Linked DNA regions of Homo sapiens: region 2 is linked to region 1. A link is a loop called in an ENCODE intact Hi-C map of the cell type or tissue named here. Cell type or tissue: CD4-positive, alpha-beta T cell. All regions are shown on one strand. Links, peaks and the distances in the headings refer to the core of each region. The heading gives the core; the rest is flanking DNA.

What was found. Hi-C counts contacts between places; a loop is a spot of excess contacts. Peaks named below come from ENCODE experiments on the same cell type or tissue, not always from the same donor. Only the 100,000 strongest peaks of a DNase experiment are listed, where the experiment ranks them.
Region 2: it touches region 1 in a loop (12-fold over the local background); 23 of 110 quality-filtered maps call a loop at or near these places.

Annotation. Positions count from the first base shown.
Region 1 is chr19:30,677,589-30,688,300 of GRCh38, forward strand. It overlaps a transcript of ZNF536 not described here. Among named protein-coding and RNA genes, the nearest start is that of ZNF536-AS1, 13 kb to the left of the region's middle. In CD4-positive, alpha-beta T cell, for the core only: a CTCF peak has its summit at 5,554 (motif pointing right); a DNase peak (open chromatin) is centred at 5,563; H3K27me3 peaks cover 227 bases.
Region 2 is chr19:32,565,167-32,575,878 of GRCh38, forward strand. No RefSeq gene overlaps it. Among named protein-coding and RNA genes, the nearest start is that of PDCD5, 11 kb to the right of the region's middle. In CD4-positive, alpha-beta T cell, for the core only: a CTCF peak has its summit at 5,250 (motif pointing left); a DNase peak (open chromatin) is centred at 5,255; H3K4me3 peaks cover 695 bases; H3K27me3 peaks cover 1,275 bases.

The DNA of each region.
Region 1 (10,712 bases), core at 817-8,816:
CTGGCGGCAGGCTGACCTCTTGGGTCCTGTCTAGCTCTGACCCCTGCATGCTGCAGATACAGATAACTGCACTGTTTTTGTGAATTATATGTAATTGTAGAGACTGGGATAACCAATGACTTTGATCTTTTGCGATTTTTGTCTTTCCTGGCATCAAGAAACCACTTAAAAGCCTCCTAAGACCCTGAGCTCATAAAGCCCAAGTGAGGGGTGCTGCACGTGGCCTGCCCCCTCTGATTTGGGGGGACTTGGTGATCCCTGAATGGGAGTCTCTGCCCAGGAAAGGAAGGGCTGTTAGAGAGGGGATGGGGTGAACGGGAGGCACCCTGATGGGCACAGGTAGCCCCCAGCTATCACCCTGAGCCACCGAACTTCCTTCCTTGGGAGGAGAAGAGGCAGGGTTTAGAGACTTCTTCTGGCCACGGTTGAGAATGTCAAAAGCTTGAGTGTTCGGTGACAGTTTATATTTAAAAGCAAACTATTTCAAGAGGATTTGGGATGAGAAATTAGACTGCAAAGGGTCCATGAAAAAGCAGCATCAAGAAACAATCAACAACTTGCAAGAGAAGCAAGGGGGTGCTGTCTTCAGGGACCGGAGAAGCCTCCATGGTACCACAGCTTTCCTCTTCAAAAGGCTGGGCCGGGTTATGGCCGCTGGCTGGGAGATGCTCAGGATGCGGGACAGGTTAGGGGCACTGTGTGCAGGGGGATTGCTCAGGGTCCTCAGCAGGGGTCGGAGAGGCTCACGGCCTTTCTGGTCTCCCTTCTGAGCCTGGATATCGGTGAGAGGCTCCAGGAGCCGAGTGCAGAGCCGATCCAGCCCAGCCTGTGACTCTGGCCACAGGCAGAGACCTGCACAAGCTCTGGCTTCCCTCCCTCCCCATCGCCCACTGTCCTTCTTCACCATCTTCTCTCAGGAAGCAGTTACCTGTCCCAGCTCAGTTTTCCCTTCTGCTCACAGCATCTTGACAGACATGGTGGGAACCCAAGACAAGAGAAGGCATGATATTGCTCTTGAAACTGCAGATCCCAGGCAGATCCTGGCACTGGACTCCTAGAGCCAAGCAGGGAGCCTTGGGAGAAATCAGACTATGTCTGGAGCTTCCTTTAGAATTCCTCGGAGCTCCTTGGTACCCACCCCCAAGCCCCCCCACACACACCTATACCCTTACTGTTTAGGCTTAACTTTTGCTTTTTGCCCTCTGGAAATAGGTCAGTTAAATCTTCATTCAAAATAAAGAGATTAAGGAGGCTGAGACAGAAGGGTCGCTTGAGGTCAGGAGGTTGAGACTGCCTTGAGCCAAGATAGTTCACTCCAGCCTGGGTGACAGAGTGAGACTCCATCCTAAAAAGAAATGAATAAAATAAAATAAAAGAGTAGCACGTTGTTACATAGATGACAAGTCCCCAGTGAATAGCTGCAGGATCCCTGCAGCCCCCTTCAACACCGAGCCAGCCGAGACATGAGTAGATTCTCTCAGTGGCAACAGGTGATTTTTCTTCTGTGCAGAAGACAGGGGTGAACGGGCTGCCCATCCTTAAATTCTGAGGCCACACAGCTGCATGGAGGTCGGTTCAATACAGGCTCAGGACTTCCCATATCCAGGCACCAGCCCGATTTTTTATTTTTGAAAGTTAATCCATCTGTGCGGTGGATTATCAATAGCTGCTTTCCCTTAACCACCGCTTCACAGCTATCTGGGATCAGAGAGCAATTTTGGAGCCCGCAGCTAGATGATGGAGGTGAGGCCCTGGGCCGGGAAGGAAGGGAAAGGAGACGCGGCAGCTGAGTCTTTCTTGGCTGCAGCAGAAACAAGGTGGCTGGGGGTGGCGCTCAGGAAACCCTAGGGTGTGAGGCTTTAGCTGCTGGTGCCAGGAGTAAAGCCCACCGGGCTGCCTGCCAGGGCCTGAGGGTGCAGGGCTCTGTGCAGCTGTCCCCTCCCCTCCACGAACTGCCCCCTCCCCACGACTTCTGGGAAACGTCACCTCTTTACATCCAGGAGGCAGAGCCCTTGGTGTGGGGCAGCAGGGAAGGGCCAGATCCTACTGTGGCTGCAGGACAACCCAGCAGGAAGGTCAAAGGCAGGTGCGTGTCGGCTCCCGGCAGTCTGCAGACTTGCTTGGCTGGGTCCCCCAGAGCCTCTGAGGGTCTGGAATTGGTAGTTAACATTTAAAACTCAAGGGATTTCACATAAAAACCTGTTTCTGGCTTCTCTGGAAAATTGAGAGAAATTGCAATTCTCAACCTGTTTTGCGGGGAGAGGGGGGTCAGCTCTGGGCATCCAGCCCACCTGGCCCACATCGGGAACTGGAGTTACTTGCCAGATGCACAGGTGAACGAGTTTCCTGCCACCTGGTCATCCATGCTGTCTTTACCCAGGGCCTCTGTCTCCACTGTACGCCCTGGGAAAAACCCAGGCCAGGGGAGGGAGGGAGGGGTAAGGGACACTGGACAAGGTTGGGGTGTGTGCTGTGCCCAAAGAGGGGTCAGGCTGAGTGGGAAAAAGACTCCTGGGTCTGGAGGCCGGAGATGACAATCCTGCCTCCTCTCTGTCACACCGGGGACAAGAAATGGGGAGGCAGGGGCCCCATGCACAGACCCTGCTGTTCCTTATCTGTTCTGCAACTGTCGTTTATGATTATTATTTTTATTTTATTTTATTTTATTTTATTATTATTATACTTTAAGTTTTAGGGTACATGTGCACAATGTGCAGGTTAGTTACATATGTATATATGTGCCATGTTGGTGTGCTGCACCCATTAACTCGTCATTTAGCATTAGGTATATCTCCTAAAGCTATCCCTCCCCCCTCCCCCCACCCCACAACAGTCCCCAGAATGTGATGTTCCCCTTCCTGTGTCCATGTGTTCTCATTGTTCAATTCCCACCTATGAGTGAGAATATGCGGTGTTTGGTTTTTTGTTCTTGCGATAGCTTACTGAGAATGATGATTTCCAATTTCATCCATGTCCCTACAAAGGACATGAACTCATCATTTTCTGTGGCTGCATAGTATTCCATGATGTATATGTGCCACATTTTCTTAATCCAGTCTATCATTGTTGGACATTTGGGTTGGTTCCAAGTCTTTGTTATTGTGAATAGTGCCGCAATAAACATACATGTGTATGTGTCTTTATAGCAGCATGATTTATAGTCCTTTGGGTATATACCCAGTAATGGGATGGCTGGGTCAAATGGTATTTCTAGTTCTAGATCCCTGAGGAATCGCCACACTGACTTCCACAATGGCTGAACTAGTTTACAGTCCCACCAACAGTGTAAAAGTGTTCCTATTTCTCCACATCCTCTCCAGCACCTGTTGTTTCCTGACTTTTTAATGATCACCATTCTAACTGGTGTGAGATGGTATCTCATTGTGGTTTTGATCTGCATTTCTCTGATGGCCAGTGATGGTGAGCATTTTTTCATGTCGTTATGGAACATCTGCCTGCCAGGTGTACCCTGCACCCCGCCCCTTTCTATTCCCCAACTTTCACTACAGCCCCTTTCCGACTTTCCGAACCCCAGGGGCAACCACACTTGATCTGGGATGAATGGCTCTGTATCCTCCATGGATATGGAAAGTCTGTTTTAAGGAATGAGACCCGTGGAGTGGGCAGGAGGGTCACTGCTTAGTTTGCCCTGCAGCACAGGAACCCACAAGGGTCCTGACTCCTGGGGCTTTCTGCAGACCTGAGCGCCAGGCCTGTGCAAGGTGCTGAGGAGGTGTGCTAAGTTTGAGTCAACAGGCAGCTGTGCACTCCTGCTGGAGCCAGTGTGGGAGATGTTGTGGACTGAGGGGCATCACAGGGGGCTTCCTGGAGGAGGAAGCCTGTGAGCTGGCGGGGAGTGGGGTAGGAAATAGGGGCGTGCCCAGCAGAAAGTGCAGCTTAAGAGCTCTCCGCATGAAGCGCAGGAAGTCTTTCCCTGGTGTCCCTGGCCTGCTTTAGCTGGGGCACCAGCCAAGAAGCTGGATGGAGTCCTAAGGGCCCCTCCTCCTAGCACTTAGGGCAGCTCTCTGCCCAGCAGATACTGGTGGCGTTGATCCTTTCTCTCCTATTGTCATAATTTGGATTCTAGGAAGCCACGCTGCAGACTGGTTTACCAGGCGGGAGGCTGGTGCCGAGCAGCCTCATTTGATGGGTCCTAATTACTTAGGAGCAGAAGTGGCTCCAGTCCTCCAGGTCCAGTTCCACCCTCTGGTCTCTGGGTAGCCCCCCTTCCCCAATGACATCTCCGCCACGCTGGAGAGAACAGCCCCTCTGGAATCCGCAATGGTGTCAGCCCAGCCAACGTGGGCTCCAACAGACGTTAATTGTGTCCCTGGAGGAGGCTTCCCTGAAGTTGGGGTCACTCCACTGTGTCTTCCGTAAGCGATTTGTGCATAATCGACAGTGCAAATGGGAAGGAAAAAAGGGAGGGCAGTCCCAGCTTAGCAGGGTAGGGGGACAAGAGAAAGAGGCCTGTATTGCCTTTATGGCCCAGGAAGGAGAACAACGAGGGAGGGGCTTGCGGACCACCAGGGGCCAAAAAGCTGCATCTTCAAATCTCCAAACCAAGGAGCTCACTGGGTTCTGACCCAGCCAGGCAAGGGGATGAAATCTTAATGGTATCTCTCGAACTCTGCAAGTTTTGGGTTTGCATACAGCCTGTCCTCAGTAACCCCCAAGATGAAGCTGCTGCGTGCTGAGGACTCGAGGCGAGGATGTGTTTCCCCAAGAAAGGAGGAATCTATAAGAGACATGATGAGATGTACCGTTCGAATTGGTTTCTCTCCCAGAATATACATTTGTGCTGGTCGCGCGTGCACACAGCATACAGTGTAATTCACACACACGCACACAAATGCACGACCAGCCGCATCGAGATTCTTGGTAGAGGACCAGCTCTCGGATCAAGCTGGCAGAAGGAGGCAATTCAGATACGACACCCCTTTCTTTGGAAGGGTGCCTTCCCCACCTCCATCCCCAGGGAAAATCTGCCAAATGGGCATAATATTAAGTAACGTTGGCAGGGGGCAGCTCACGGTCCCTCCTGACGCTGCTTCCTGGATCTGCAGAGATGGTGTCGTTGCTTTCCTGCCCTCCCTCTCTGCCTCCCCTCAGCCCGGAGGGGAAATGAGGGATGAAGAACGGGGTGGTGGCACCCTCTCTCCCCCAACACCCTCCATCCAGGCAGCACCTCTGGCCCCGGAGGTGCCCTCTCCCCGGGAGTGGAAAGAATCACCCGTCTCTTTTTGGCACCAGCACCCTCCTGAATGCCATGAGAAGCTGGTGACCTTCACTCTGGTCTCCATGACGACAAGATGGTATATGTTTAATTAGTTCAGGCTTATTTTAGGACCAATTTTCTTTTATTTTAGGGCAATGCGAGCTATGATAACTGTAAGCATGTTTACGAGGCGCGCGAGGCTTAGCTGAAATGTGCCAACAATTCTAGTCAAACAGATGGTGACCCCTGATTCAACTTGCCCTCTCATTCAATTATTCAGCTGTATTTAATTTTCCTCCGAGTGACTCACGCGCCGTGCCTCCGGCTGCCCTCTAGGTGGCGCGAAAGACCACCTTTATGGCTGCGAGGCAGGGTTGAAAGCCGGGTCTCGGGGAATTTTCTCAGCCTGGCCTTGGCTGGAGAAGAGGATAATGAATTTCTGCATTTGAACAATAGTTTCTGCCTAATATCAAATGATGTGAAAGGGTGGAAAAGAATTGGGTCAAATTGTATGTGATTTGACCATGAGCTCTAAGTAATCTCCTTTCTAATAAAGGAATTTGAAAGACCTTCCAGGCTTAATATCCTCCCAAATAATTTGTTTGGAGTTCAAGGAGTGTTATGGTGTTAGAGCTGTTTCTATGATTGCGGATATGTTCTGTTTGCATTTGGAAAACCTCTTCTGTTTAATTTTTAGTAGCTGCCAGCCCACCTCATCTGGGACTAGGAGGATAACCTGAGCGGATTTTTTTTTTTTCTCTTTTTCCCTCTGATGGTTTCTGCCTGCCTTCTACGCTGTCAAGGCTTAGCAGTATTTGAAAACTGGATGTCCCTGTAAAGGGGAATGAAATTGCTCACTAAATATCTTTTCAAAGACATGACCTTTCTAATGCAGGAACCAAAGAAGCGTGTGGCCACACCCATAATAACAACACATTGGATTTCTCAGAACCTTTGGGAAAGGAAACAGCCTACTCAACTATCACCCACTCCACTTCATCCCATTCTGTAACACCTTAGACAGGAGGGGCTGTACCTTAGACATGCTCAACTCACATTTCTTGTCCATCAACATAGCTAGGTTAATCAGAGCAACATGGAATCATACCTTTATTCATCAATCAGTTAAGAATTCATGCCTTTAGTATTGCTTTTTTTGATACATTAAGACAAGCTTGTAACCGATCACTCATATATTTTTCTCCAAGAATATCTCTCTTTAGAAATCTTCTTGGAAAATTATCTATCTTTCCTGTCCTGCATTTGGTCAAACCACAAGTAAAAGAACCAAGATCAACAATGACTCACATGTACACACACACACACATATATACATATATATATTTGAGATGGGGTCTCACTCTGTCACCCAGGCTCGAGTGCAATGGTACAATCTCGGCTTACTGCAACCCCTGCCTCCTGGGCTCAAGTGATCCTCCCACCTCAGCCTCCTGAGTAACTGGGACGACAGATGCATGCCACAATGCCTGGCTAATTTTTTTGTGTTTCTGGTGGAGATGGGGTTTCACTATGTTGCCCAGGCTGGCCTCCAACTCCTGAGCTCAAGTGATCCGCCCGCCTTGGCCTCCCAAAGTGCTGGGATTACAGGTTTGAGCCACCGCGTCTTGGCCTCACAAAAATCTTAATGCATAAACTGCTTCTAAAGACAACACGTCAACTTTCCATGGATTCACGGTCCAGGTTTTGGTAAGGAAGTTCACTTTACCTGAAAACTCTTAGTTCTCATTTTTGCTTAAGGGCAAAATCATGGCAATAGAAAGGTTAAAACCATGTGCACCGATTTGATTCCTGGAACTCCATTTTTACAGGCTTGGCTTTGGTTTGCTTTCCTGCTTTATCTTATCCACCGATGGCTTGGTTCGGTCATTCTGTGTTAGAGGTTCTGCATGTAAACCAGGGAATCTTTGGTTCAGGCAAGGGAGGGGGCTGTTGCTTCACAGCATGACTTTATAGGGGCTGATTGACGCAGGGGGCGGGACATGGGCAGCGGTCGGGACCTGATCCCGGGCTGAACAGCCAAGGGCCCTTACCAAGCCTCCGAGGGCAGATGCAGTTGCACCCTATTTATGTCTGGGACACTCAAACTTAGCCTACTGGGGCCACTTATGTTTTCAGTGCGTCTTCCAGGGGGTTATGTGGGAGGGGGTTGTCTCAATTACAGCTACTCAGGCCACGCAAGTGAATTGTACTTAATACCTCTGCCCTCTGATTAGCCTACCAGATTGGACTCAACAGCTTCCTCAGATGATCAGAGCCCCCTTATCCTTTTGGATAACTTTGTGTTGGTGGGGGGAGGGGTCTTTATCAAATCCTTTGGAAGAATTGGGTAAAACACCAAAGGGGTTTGGGTGTGTCCCATCTGAGCCCTTGGGGTCTCTGGATTTTCTGCTCTGAGGGTGCGACTGCACCCCTGTCTCCCATGCTTCATCTTCCACAGGGATGCAATGACAGTGAGTAGGGGGCTTTAGAACAAGTCCTCGAGGTAGCCCCATCTGAGCTGATGGAGAGACTCTTTCTGGATATCTGTGGGCTCTTACAGCGGGAGTGTTTTTATTTGTAGGTGTGGGGTGTGTGTGTGTGCACAGACACATTCATAGAAACAAGCCTTCTTGATGCTTTGCAGGGAAACCAAACTCTGGTATCCCCATCCAGCTTGGCTCCTTGCAAACAGGGCCCATGGAACCCAGGGAGGTAGAGACGGAAGGGATGGATTGGGAGGAAAAAGTCAGGGCAGCTTCACCAGGGAACACACTCTGTAGCCAAGTCACGATTTTAAAAAAATAAATGCCATAAAAATCATGGCTTCTCTGGACCTCTGGCTTCAATATGGGATTTGTACATATTACATAATCTGTCACTATAGTACTGTATATTAAAGAAATGGCCCCGTGCAGAGGCAACCAGGGGGATGGGGGCACCGTCCCAGCCGCTGCCGCCGTCCTCCCCTCCATCATGGGCTGGGACGCTGTCAGCTCCACCACCTGCCCCACGGTCCTGCCACGTTGCTGAGATCCCAAGTTACTCTGCCTCCTGGAACGTCATTTGTTTTTCTTTGTTCGGAAGACAGGCTACATGAGCATTTGCGTGAGGCCATCTGTATCTCTGCAAAGAAATAATGGAGCAAGGTAGAAAATGTCTGGGTGGGGAAGACCCCAGTCTGTGGCAATGGCTGAAGATGGGGCAGGGGCCAGAGAAACTTTCTCCAGGGTGTGATGTCTGAATCCCTGTGCCCAGGAAAGGGCCTGCACAACTTCTTTGCCCCTTCCCTCTCTCACGTTCTCAGCTTCTGCATTTACTCCCCACAGCTCCTTTCCCTCCTTGCAGTCCTCATTTGCAGAGTTCTGTGAAGATCATTTTGGGAGTGTGAGCTGTCTCTAGCCAGCTCATTCTGCAGTAGCAGCGAGCACCCCCCAACTCCCAGGAATCAACCCCCAACACACACACACACTTTTTTTTTTCTTTTGCAAAGGGCCAACTCTGTTTTTTTCCTGAAGGTGGCAGTGAAAGAAAAAAAATGACTCCCTTAGAAGAGTTAGGAATTTTATTACAAACCAGATGGAGCCGCGGGCATCCCCGTTGTGTGTCCCCCACCCTGTGAGTGTGTATGTGTGTGTGCACACCCAGGGGCACTGACAATGGAAGCTGCAGCCCCCCCAAGTGGGGCTCACACAGGGCGCGGTGGCCTCCCCTGGCACCGTGGCACCGTGGCCCAGTGGCCCAGTGCCAAGTGGCTGCCGTGCTCAGCCAGCCTGCTCTTCGTCCTCCCTCTTAGTCCCTTACCAAGATAATTGAGGATATAATGGCGGGGAAGGAGCCCGCCGGCTCCCGCGGGCTGTCAGGTATCTGCGCGCGTCTTCATGTCATCCGTCAGCATTGAGCTCCTCTGTCATCTCTCCTCAGCCTTCAGCGTCGCACACTCTCATCGCCTTCATTATCTCGGCTCAGGCCAGCCCTCCCCCCACTCCCCCCATCCAGTAAATGCATCTTTGTGCAACTCTCAGTCTCCGATTATGAATCGATGATCATGTGGTATAAGAGAGATAGATGGCTTTTAGTTCCATCCTGTCTCCCCTAATTGTAAAATATTAGTTACATTACACTGTGTCTTTTGATTAATGGAACTTATTTGGAGTAGCCTATCCGATCCCTCCCCCTTCTAAAGTCCTCCACTGACTTTTGAGAATTGAGTGATTTCACTTAAAGCAGACAAATAGGCCCTTCAGCGAGGAGATAGCAAGACTGTGATACTGTGGGCAAGACAGGCTGTACAGACAGAGTTGTGTATTCCAAAGAAAGGCTTCAGCCCGGCCGGGCAGACGCGGGGCTGCAAATGCATGCCTGGGCCGGGGAACTTCCTTCCCTTCTTTATTTCATCCTCTTTTTGGCAAATCTAGCCCATCTTGCTGACTTGCAAAACAGGATGTGAAACAAAATTTAATTAAAATTAAATAAATTGCAGATTTGCTACATTCCCACATGTGGCTCATGAGAAACCAGTCAAATCTGAACTTTGATGAATTCGAGCTCTCACTCTACTGGGCTCCCTTCTTAGTGTACAGGACGGGGCATCAAAGGGGCGTTCTGCTGCCCACGTCCGACACAGGGAGAGATATTTATCTTTAAAGCTGAATTTATTTTACTTGGCACTATTTACTTAAATATGGTCCGTTGATAAAGTAAGCCCTTCCCATACAAAAGGGAAGTCGGTGGCTAAATCTCTTATTATAAATAATCACTATCAGTGTAAACTCAAGGTCACGTTCACTTTCAACCTATGAGCTCAATTAAAAAAGGTCTATTTACTGTCGATGTGTATAATATCTATATGTCAGGGAAACAGGGAGACTTCATAAACAAATCAAATTTTCAGCAAAGAAAGGCATTGCAGCTTAGGAATTTCAGCATGCATTTTGAGGGAGCACTTTCAGGCCTCCTGCTGTATAAAATACACACAAATATTTATGTCTATTTTATAGAATATGCCTAGTATTTCATTCTGACCTTTGGATTTTTTTAAAAAAAACTTTTATTTGCATGATTCTTGAACACACTGACTATTACGTATTTTCTGGGGACATGCTATTTCACTTAATGCACTGGGCAAAAGATTGATTTTATTACGTGTAGAGAAGCTGCAAATGTTTTACTTTATTTTTTAAAAAAGAGCATAACAATGTGTTTATGACTGCTAAAAAAAAAAAAAAAAGGGCAGGCAGCAAAACAAACCAAGCCTGAGTTTCAAATTCATTCTGAGGATTAAACACCCAGAAAACACGGAGATTAGAGATTGGAGGGCTGAGCCCCACCGGTTCAGTCCACCTCCCATCTCCTGCCCAGGGCTGTGCAGGGGGCCTCACAAGTGTCTGGAGAATCAACATCCACATTTGTTCTGGATTAATAACTCAGGTGCCCGGATCTCTCCTTCCCAGCACCTGAGCCTCGATTTTGGAATTTCTGTATTTCGTTTTCATGT
Region 2 (10,712 bases), core at 850-8,849, 1.9 Mb after region 1:
TTACCAATCAGCAGGCACTTATGGAGTAGTGACTACGTGTTTATAACGCCCGCCTTTCTGTAAAGATGGGCATTTATTGCTTTGTGTTTCTTTAATTGATGTAATTAATCCCGGCTCATTGTTTCCAACCTATTCCTCTTCTTGGCCCAGCTGAGGAAGTATTAAGTTGGTACAAAACCAATTGCAGTCTTTGTCATTACTTTTTTTTTTTTTTTTTTTTTTTTTTGAGATAGAGTCTCATTCTGTCGCCCAGGCTGGAGTGCAACAGTGCGATCTCGGCTCACTGCAACCTCTGCCTCCCAGGTTCAAGTGATTCTCCTTCCTCAGCCTCCTGAGTAGCTGGATTACAGACACCTGTCACCACCTCTAGCTAAATTTTGTATTTTTAGTACAGACAGGGTTTCGACATGTTGGCCAGGCTGGTCTTGAACTCCTGACCTCAAGTGATCCACCCGTCTCGGCCTCCCAAAGTGCTGGAATTACAGGCGTGAGCCACCGTGCCCGGCCTTTGTCATTACTTTTGATGGCAAAAACTGCAATTAATTTTGCACCAAGCGAATACATGTCTTGACATATCTTCATTACCAGTTGACCTTTGGATTTTCACTCTAAAATGATTCTATCACAAAGAAAATCTTTAAGTTTGTAATGAATAATTTAATTGAGCTGGGCATGGTGGCTCACATCTGTAATCCTAGCACTTTGGGAGGCTGAGGTGGAAGGATTGCTTGAGGCCAGGAGTTCAAGACCAGCCTGGGCAACATAGTGAGGGCTCGTCTCCACAAAAAAATTTTAAAATTAGCCAGCCATGGTGGCATGCACCTGCAGTCCCAGCTACTCGGGAGGCTGAGGTGGGAGAATCGACTGAGCCCAAGAATTCAAGGTTACAGTGAGCTATGATCGCACCACTGCCCTCCAGTCTGGGTGACAGAGTAAGACTCTGTCTCTAAAATAATAATAATAATAATAATTTAATTAATCTTATATTAATTGAGAATTTGGGTGATAGTAGTCCATTGTAGCAAATACACTATTATTTAAGGAGTAAGGGTTAACTTTCTCATGAATCAAAATAATTCAGTACAACCCCAGGAAGAAACAGATCTGTGTAAACTGCAGGGAAGACGATTGAGCCCAGGAGGGTACTTAGCTCAGTGCCATCACACAGGGGAGGTATAGACCCTCTGACACAGAGTTTTGCTGCTCTTTATTTCCAAAATCAGTCCTGGTCAAACTGCTCCATGCTCCTTGAGCCCAGAAAGTCACTTGGGCTCCCAAAGACAGCCAGGGCACTTTAGAATGCCGTAGCCCACAGGCCAGCCCATGGCTATCTGCATGCACCCAGAGAGCCCACCTAGAACCACTCAGGAAAATGAACAGTAAGGGCATGGAGACAAGGCTTAGGGTTGTCTAAGAATCAGAGTGCAGCTTTGGAATACATGGGAACTGTCTCATGGCTCTGGCGCGGTTTGCTTACTCATTCCCATGGGAGGATTCCAGATGGTTAGTGTGTGTATCCCCAGCCCACATGGCCTCCCAGGCGAGGGTCATTTGCTCACCACATATACCACTTTTGCTGTATCCATATACCATCCTATTCTACCCAGAGGATTTTTACCCTCACTGTGTGCTGGATCCAATTCCTACTGGATTGCAAGAATCAATTGTTAAAATTTCAGAAAATGTGCAAGCTGTATTTTGTTTTGTTTTGTTTTGTTTTGTTTTAATTTTTGAGACAAGGTCTCACTCTGTCACCCACACTGGAGTGCAGTGGCGCAACCTCAGCTCACTGCAACCTCCACCTTCTGGGCTCTAGTTATTCTCCTACCTCAGCCTCCTGAGTAGCTGGGACTACAGGTGCATGCCACCATGCCTAGCTAATGTTTTGTATTTTGGTAGAGATGGGGTTTTGCTATGTTGCTCAGGCTGGTCTTGAGCTCCTGAGCTCAAGCAATCCACCCGCCTCAGCCTCCCAAAGTGCTGGGATTACAGGCATGAGCCATAGCACCTGGCCCATAAGCTGGTTTTTAAACGTAGTCATTATTAAAAAAAAAAAAAAGAGAGAGCTTATAATTAAGTATTGTGTTAAAATATGAAGGTACTAAATACCTAAAGCATCATTCCTATTTTACTGTGTTCTACTCCCACATTTGCTCTGATGTTACTTACATCTGTTCTGCCCCTATGGTGGGAATACAATATAATGACGTGCTACTGTGCCCAACTCAGCTCCCTGTTCAGTGACCTCACGTCGGCAACCTGAAATTGGCCATGGTGGAAGAATTTACACCACAGAAAGCAGCAAATGTGACAAATCAGGGTTTCTTTTGTTTTGTTTTGTTTGTTCCAAGAAACTTTGTTACGCATTTCCCAACGCACTGCCAGATATTGGCATATCCCTTGTGGGATATGTGGAGTGGGATGAATAGCAGTTAGTCTGGTGAATAGCAGGAGACCTTCCCAGCAGAGTGGATGGTCTGCACAGACACTTGGAGGTAGCAAAAGGCATGAGCCAGGGCCAGCCTGAGACTGTTAAGAGGACCTGGGTACTGCCCAGGTGTCAAAGAAAATGAGGACCGAGGGCAGGCGCCATGGTCCGTACCTATAATCCCAACACTTTGGGAGGTCGAGGTGGGAGGATCGCTTGAGGCCAGGAGTTCGAGACCAGCCTGGGCAACAAAGCGAGACCCCCATCTCTACAAAAGTTAAAATAGGTCACAGTGGCTCACACCTGTAATCCCAGCACTTTAAGAGGCTGAGGTGGAAGGATCACTTGAGGCCAGAAGTTCAAGACAAGCCTGGGTAACACAGCAAGACCCCATCTCTAAAAAGTAAAAATATCTCTTGAATGAATGAGTGAGTGAGTAATGTTACTAGATGAGACCAAAGAATCGCCTTCTCAGGATGTTTTTTGTTTTTTTGTTTGTTTGTTTTGGTTTGGTTTGGTTTGGTTTTTTTGAGATGGAGTCTCGGTCTGTCACCCACGCTAGAGTGCAGTGGCACGATCTCAGCTCACTGCAACCTCTGCCTCCTGGGTTCACGCCATTCTCCTGCCTCAGCCCCCCGAGTATCTGAGACTACAGGCGCCCGCCACCATGCCCGGCTAATTTTTTGTATTTTTAGTAGAAACAGGGTTTCACCATATTAGCCAGGATGGTCTCGATCTCCTGACCTCATGATCCGCCCGCCTCAGCCTCCCAAAGTGCTGGGATTACAGGCATGAGCCACCGCGCCCGGCCAGGATGTTTTTAAGGACAGGTGAAAGTCCTCCTAATTTTATTTGAGGAGAGGAAGGTCTTCCTCATCTCCTTTGAGGTTGGTTCTCTTTGGATGAGGCAGGTGGAGGCTACGATGAAATTTCATCTTGGCCCCCAATCATACAGGACCCCTGTCGGCATCAAGTTCCCCAGAATTAAGACCCAGAACTGAGAGTTATCCCAAGGCCCATGGGGTCATAAACAGCCAGGAATGAAAAAAAATTTATTGGTGCCAAACTGTAGAGAAAAAAAATGCAAAGTCAAGATGAATACACTTGATGAAACTCAAATTGAAGCCCTTGTGTTATCATTTATTATTTATATATATGCATTATATTGGATGTGGAATGGGGTGCATTTCTGTATATTTAACGTTTTATGTAATGGGTGCTCCAAAACTAAAGGAGCCCAGGAGGCTCTTAAAATAGCCCGCTTCCTGTTAGCCAGCAAACTTTCATGTCTTTTCCTTTCTTTTCTTTTCTTTTTTTTTTTTTTCTGAGACAGGATGTCACTCTGTCTCCCAGGCTGGTGTGCAGTGGCACAATCATAGCTCACTGCAGCCTTGAACTCCTGGGCACACCACAATTCCTGGCTTATTTTTTAATTTTTTTGCAGAGACGGGGGGGGTGGGTCTCATTATGTTGCCTAGGCTGGTCTCGAACTCTTGGCTTCAAGCAATCCTGTCATTTCAGCCTCCCAAGTAGCTGGGACTACAGATGCAAGCCACTGCCCAGCTTATTTATTATTGTGACAGAGTCTCACTCTGTTGCTCAGGCTGGAGAGCAGAGGCATGATCATAGCCACTGCAGCCTCAACCTCTTGGGCTCAAGGGATCCTCCTGCCTCAGCCTCCTTGAATAGCTGGGACTACAGGCACATACCACCATGCCTAATTTTTTTTTATTTTTTTGTGCAGACAAGGGTCTCTCTATGTTGCCCAGGCTGGTCTTGAACTCTTGGCCTCAAGCAATCCTCCTGCTTCAGCCCCCTAAGTGCTGGGATTACAGGTGCGAGCCACCATGCACAGCCAGTCTGTGGCTTTCTAGCCATGACAAGGAAGTCCTGACGAGATAATATAGCCATCTCCTCACCCTCCTGTATGGCCATCTCATGGTGAAGAAAGCTGTTATCCCAGCAAGTGGCCACAAAAGCTTGGACGGAGCTCCTTCTCAAGTAAAAGACTATAACTAGTTTTCAATGAGAAGCTTTCTTTTTCTTTTTCTTTTCTTTTTTTTTTTTTTTTTTTTGAGACAGAGTCTTGCTCTGTCACCCAGGCTGGAGTGTACAGTGGCGCGCGATCTTGGCTCACTGCAACCTCCCCCCTTCCAGTTTCAAGTGATCCTCCTGCCTCAGCCTCCCGAGTAGCTGGGACTACAGGCACCCACCACCACACTCTGCTATTTTTGTATTTTTTTTAGTAGAGATGGGGTTTCACCATGTTGGCCAGGCTGGTCTCGAACTCCTGATCTCAGGTGATCCGCCCCCCTCGGCCTCCCAAAGAGCTGGGATTATAAGCATGAGCCACTGCACCCGGCCAGATTTATTTTTTAATGGACCACACTCTGCTTCTGCTCCTTGCATTTCAGTGAGTTCCACGGCACCGTTTCCATGATATCACGACTGATCCATGCAGGATCACGGCTAATAAATGGCTCTAAAACAACCTGTGAAGACATAACCATTAAGTGTGCCAGGTACCAATCTGCAATTCCACATGCTGCACATACAGCTCTGAAGCGCACGCTCCCCACAAGCCCGCCGTGGCTTTCTCAGAGGATCGGGCATATGGAACCATAATGGAGCATAAATTTACAGCAACAGAGATGGACGAGGGAGATTAAAGCTTCATCTGTAAGGACATACTGCATGGCAAAAAAAAAAAAAAGAAAAAAGAAAGAAAGAAAAAAGAAAACAACAGTTATTGTAGTTTCTGCTTTGTAGTATAATGAGAAACTCAGTCGCTTTTGATAGAGTGTGGGCTCCCTCTGCTGCTTGCAGGAGACACCAGGACTCCGGGCATTTGGGGTTCCTTGGAGATCAGCGCAGAGGAGGTGGCCTGAAGTGGGAAGAGAAAGATGGGGCTGAGCGTTGCAGACGGACCGACTGGTTCTGCAGGCTCTGACCCTGTGGGCTTCTCAGAGTAATTATGCTGCTGCTGCACCAAGAAGCAAGAAATGGAAATAACAGAAAAACGCAAAGAAACTGTAAGATGCACTGGCCAGATCACCTGTGTGCACAGAGGAATGCATCACGGAAGCAATGCAGCCTGCCCAGAGCAGCTTCTCCTTCCCTCCCTCCCTCCCTTCCTGTTTAAATTTTTGCAGAGATGGGGTCTCGTTATGTTGCCCAGGCTGGTCTGGAACTCCTGGCTTAAAGCAATCCTCCCGCCTCAGCCTCTCGAGTAGCTGGGACTACAAGTGCAAGCCACTGCTCTTCCTTCCTTCCTTCCTTCCTTCTTTCCCTTCCTCCCTTCCTTTCTTCTCCTTTCGTCCCTCCCTCCCTTCCTTCCTTTTCCCTCCATCCCTGCCTCCCTCCTTCCCTCCCTTCCTACCTACCAACCTTCCTTCCTTCCTCCTTCCTTGTTTCCTCCCTCCTTCCCTCCCTCCCTCATTCATTTCCCAGTCACAAGGTAGGACTGCACTTCCCCACCCGCTTTGATGTTAGGCATAGTCACATGATTCACTTTGGCCAACACAATATAAAGAAAAATGATGGGTATCATCTCTGGCTGGAAACTTAAAGGGACAGGTCGGGTGCGGTGGCTCATGGCTGTAATCCTAGCACTTTGGGAGGCCAAGGCGGGTGGATGACTTGAGGTCAGGAGTTCGAGACCAGCCTGGCCAACATGGTGAAACCCCATCTCTACTAAAAATACAAAAATTAGCTGGGTGCAGTGACACGTGCCTGTAATCCCAGCTACTCAGGAGGCTGAGGCAGGAGAATCGCTTGAACCCAGGAGGCAGAGGATGCAGTGAGCTGAGATTGAGAGGTGACAGCATGCTGGCAGTCCTCAGAGCCCTCGCTTGCTCTCGGAGCCTCCTCTGCCTGGGTTCCCACTTTGGCGGCACTTGAGGGGCCCTTCGGCCCGCCGCTGCACTGTGAGAGCCCCTTTCTGGGCTGGCCAAGGCCAGAGCCAGCTCCCTCAGTTTGCAGGGAGGTGTGGAGGGAGAGGCGCGAGCAGGAACCGGGGCTGCGCGCAGCGCTTGCGGGCCAGCTGGAGTTCTGGGTGGGCGTGGGCTTGGCGGGCCCCGCACTCGGAGCAGCCGGCCAGCCCTGCCGGCCCCGGGCAATGAGGGACTTAGCACCCGGGCCAGTGGCTGCGGAGGGTGTACTGGGTCCCCCAGCAGTGCCGGCCCACCGGCGCGGTGCTCGGGACCTGCAGTCTTAGCTGCCTTCCCACGGGGCAGGGCTCGGGACCTGCAGCCTGCCATGTCTGAGCCTCCCACCCCCTCCATGGGCTCCTGTGAGCCCGAGTCTCCCGGACGAGCACCACCCACTGCTCCAGGGCGCCCAGTCCCATCGACCACCCAAGGGCTGAGGAATGTGAGCGCACAGCGCAGGACTGGCAGGCAGCTCCACCTGCAGCCCCGGTGAGGGATCCACTGGGTGAAGCCAGCTGGGCTCCTGAGTCTGGTGGGGACGTGGAGAGTCTTTATATCTAGCTCAGGGATTGTAAATACACCAATCAGCACCCTGTGTTTAGCTCAAGGTTTGTGAGTGCACCAATCGACACTCTGTATCTGGCTGCTCTGGTGAGGACGTGGAGAACTTTTATGTCTAGCTCAGGGATTGTAAATACACCAATCGGCACTCTGTATCTAGCTCAAGGTTTGTAAACACACCAATCAGCACCCTGTGTTTAGCTCAAGGATTGTAAATACACCAATCGGCACTCTGTATCTAGCTCAAGGTTTGTAAACACACCAATCAGCACCCTGTGTTTAGCTCAAGGATTGTAAATACACCAATCGGCACTCTGTATCTAGCTCAAGGTTTGTAAACACACCAATCAGCACCCTGTGTTTAGCTCAAGGTTTGTGAATGCACCAATCGACACTCTGTATCTAGCTGCTCTGGTGGGGCCTTGGAGAACCTGTGTGTTGAAACTCTGTATCTAACTAATCTGATGGGGACGTGGAGAACCTTTGTATCTAGCTCAGGGATTGTAAACGCACCAATCAGCGCCCTGACAAAACAGGCCAGTCAGCTCTACCAATCAGCAGGATGTGGGTGGGGCCAGATAAGAGAATAAAAGCAGGCTGCCCGAGCCAGCATTGGCAACCCGCTGGAGTCCCCTTCCACAGTGTGGAAGCTTTGTTCTTTTGCTCTTTGCAATAAATTTTGCTACTGCTCACTCTTTGGGTTCACGCTGCTTTTATGAGCTGTAACACTCACCGCGAAGATCTGCAGCTTCACTCCTGAGCCTGGCGAGACCACGAGCCCACGGGGAGGAATGAACAACTCCAGACTCACTGCCTTAAGAGCTGTAACACATACCGCAAAGGTCTGCAGCTTCACTCCTGAGCCAGCGAGACCACAAACCCACCAGAAGGAAGAAACTCCGAACACATCTGAACATCAGAAGAGACAGACTCCAGACGCGCCACCTTAAGAGCTGTAACACTCACCGCGAGGGTCCGCGGCTTCATTCTTGAAGTCAGTGAGACCAAGAACCCACCAATTCCGGACACAAGATCACACCACTGCACTCCAGCCTGGGTGACAGACAAGATTCCGTCTCCAATTAAAAAAAAAAAAATTTAAAGGGACAGTGTGCAGTTCACTAGGTTATCTCTTCCCTGGTACTTGGTAGCATTGAGATGACAGCTGCTCTGTCAGCCTAGGTCTCAGAGTGAGAAAATGAGGTAGGAGGCAGAACAGACTCCAGAGTCGGGGCTTGGACACCAGACCAGATTGAAGACTAGCTAAAACAGGGATGTGCTGGAAGCTCCTTTCCATAAGACACGTCCACCAGTGCGTCATGTCAGTTTACCACTTCCATGGCAACACCCAAAAATTACTGCCCCTTTCCATGGCAATGACCCAACAACCTGGAAGTTACCACCCCTTTTCTAGAAATTTCTGCATAATCTGCCCCTTGATTTACATATAATTAAAAGTGAGTCTAAATGTGGCTGCAGCACTGCTTCTGAGCTGCTCCTCCAGGCACACTGCCTGTGGGGTGGTCCTGCTCCGCAAGGAACGGCCCCTCTGCTGCTGCTGCTGTGCATGAGTGCTTCAAGAGAAGTTGCTATCCGACACCACCAGCTTGTCCTGGAATTCTCTCCTGGGCAAAGCCAAGAAACCCTCCCAGGCTTAGCCCCAATTCTGGGGCCTGTCCTGCTAAGGAAGAAGGGAGGGTGAAAGAAAGAAAGAAATGTGTAATTAGTTTGTTAGGGATGCCATATAAAACTACCACAAACTGAGTGGCTTAGAACAAAAGAAAATTGCTGGCCATGCAGAAAGAAGTACTGCAGTAGCTGATGATAATAATTTTCCTTTCTGAAAATATCAGGCTGGGCATGCTGGCTTGTGCCTGTAATCCCAGCAGGGATTTGGGAGGGATTCGGGAGGCCAAAGTGGGAGGAAGGTTTGAGGCCAGGAGTTTGAGAGCAGCCTGGGCAACACGGCAAGACCCCATCTCTGCAAAATGTTTAGAGAGCTGGACATGATGGTGCGCACCTGTAGTCCCAACTCCTAGGGAGGCCAAGGCAGGAGGATCACTTGAGCCCAGGAGTTTAGAGTTCAGCCTTGGCAACAGAGTGAGACCCCATCTTTTTTAAAAAAAAAATATTGTCTCACAGTTCTGGAGGCTGGAAGTGTGGTATCAAGGTGTCAGCGGGGCCATACTCCCTCTGAAACCTGTAGGAAGAGGCTCCTTCCCCATCTCTTCCTAGCTACTTGTGGTTTGCTGGTAATCTCTGGCACTCCTTGGCTTATAGATACATCATTCCAATCATGTTCATCTTCCCCTGTGCATGTCTGTCTCTGCATCCAAATTTTCCCAATTTCCCTCCCTCCCCTCATCCCCCACCTTTCTTTCTTTTTTTTTTTTTTTTTTTTGGTCTGAGACACAGTCTCACTCTGTTGCCCAGGCTAGAGTGCAGTGGCACAATCTTGGCTCACTGCAACCTCTGCCTCCTGAGTTCAAGTGAATCTCCTGCCTCAGTCTCCCGAGTAGTTGGGATTACAGGTGTGCGCCACTATGCCTGGCTAATTTTTGTATTTTTAGTAGAAACAGGGTTTCACCATGTTGGCCAGGCTGGTCTCGAACTCCTGACCTCAGGTGATCCGCCCTCCTTGGCCTCCCAAAGTGCTGCGATTACAGGCGTGAGCAACCGTGCTTGGACCAAATATCCCCTTTATATAAGGACACCAGTCATACTGGATTAGGGCTCACCCCCAATGACCTCATTCTAACTTGATTACTTTTGTAAAGACCCTATTTCCAAGGTCACATTCTAAGATACTGGGGGTAAGGACTTCAACGTGTCTTTTTGCAGGGACATAATTCCACTTATAACAGCAGGTTCACAGAGCTCAGCCTTTCAGCTGGCTTCTTACCAGTCAATAAACCCACCCATACACTTGGAGTTCCTAATCAAATCTTTCTTGCTTTCTCCTTAAAAATGAACAGGTTAGGCCGGGCGTGGAGGCTCACACCTGTAATCCCCAGGACTTTGGGAGGCCAAGACGGGTGGATCACCTGAGGCCAGGAGTTCAAGACCAGCCTGGCCAATCCAGTGAAGCCCATCTCTACTAAAGATACAAAAATTAGCCGACTGTGGTGGTGCCCACCTGTTGTCCCAGCTACTGGGGAGGCTGAGGCAGGAGAATCACTTGAACCGGGAAGGCAGAGGTTGCAGTGAGCCAAGATTGCACCACTGCACTCCAGCTTGGGCAACAGAGCGAGACTCCATTCCCCACCCCCCGCCCAAAAAAATGAACAGGCTAATCAAGGACCACCAACTATCTAATGACAGCCTATGGCATGTGGGAGAGACTATAATAACCATGTTTTCTTATTTTAAAATTTTAGATACAGGGGTCCACGTGCAGGTTTGTTACACAGGTGTATTGCATGATGCTGAGGTTTGGGCTTCTATTGATCCTGTTACCTATATAATGAACATAGTACCCAACAGAGAGTTCTTCAACTATTCCCCTCCTCCCTCCGTCTCACTGTCAGAGTCCGCAGTGTCTGTTGTTTCCATCTTTATGTCCACGTGCACCCGAGATTTAGCTCCCACTTATAAGTGAGAACATGCAATTTTTGGTTTTCTGTTCTGTGTTAATTTGCCTAGGATAAAGGCCTCCAGCTGCATCCATGTTGCTGCAAAGAACATAATTTCTTTCTTTTTTATGACTGCATAGTATTCCATGGTATCTATGCACCATGCATTTTCTAGTTTCTGTTTTTGATGCTCTGACATCTTGGGGCCTTGCTGACCCTGGA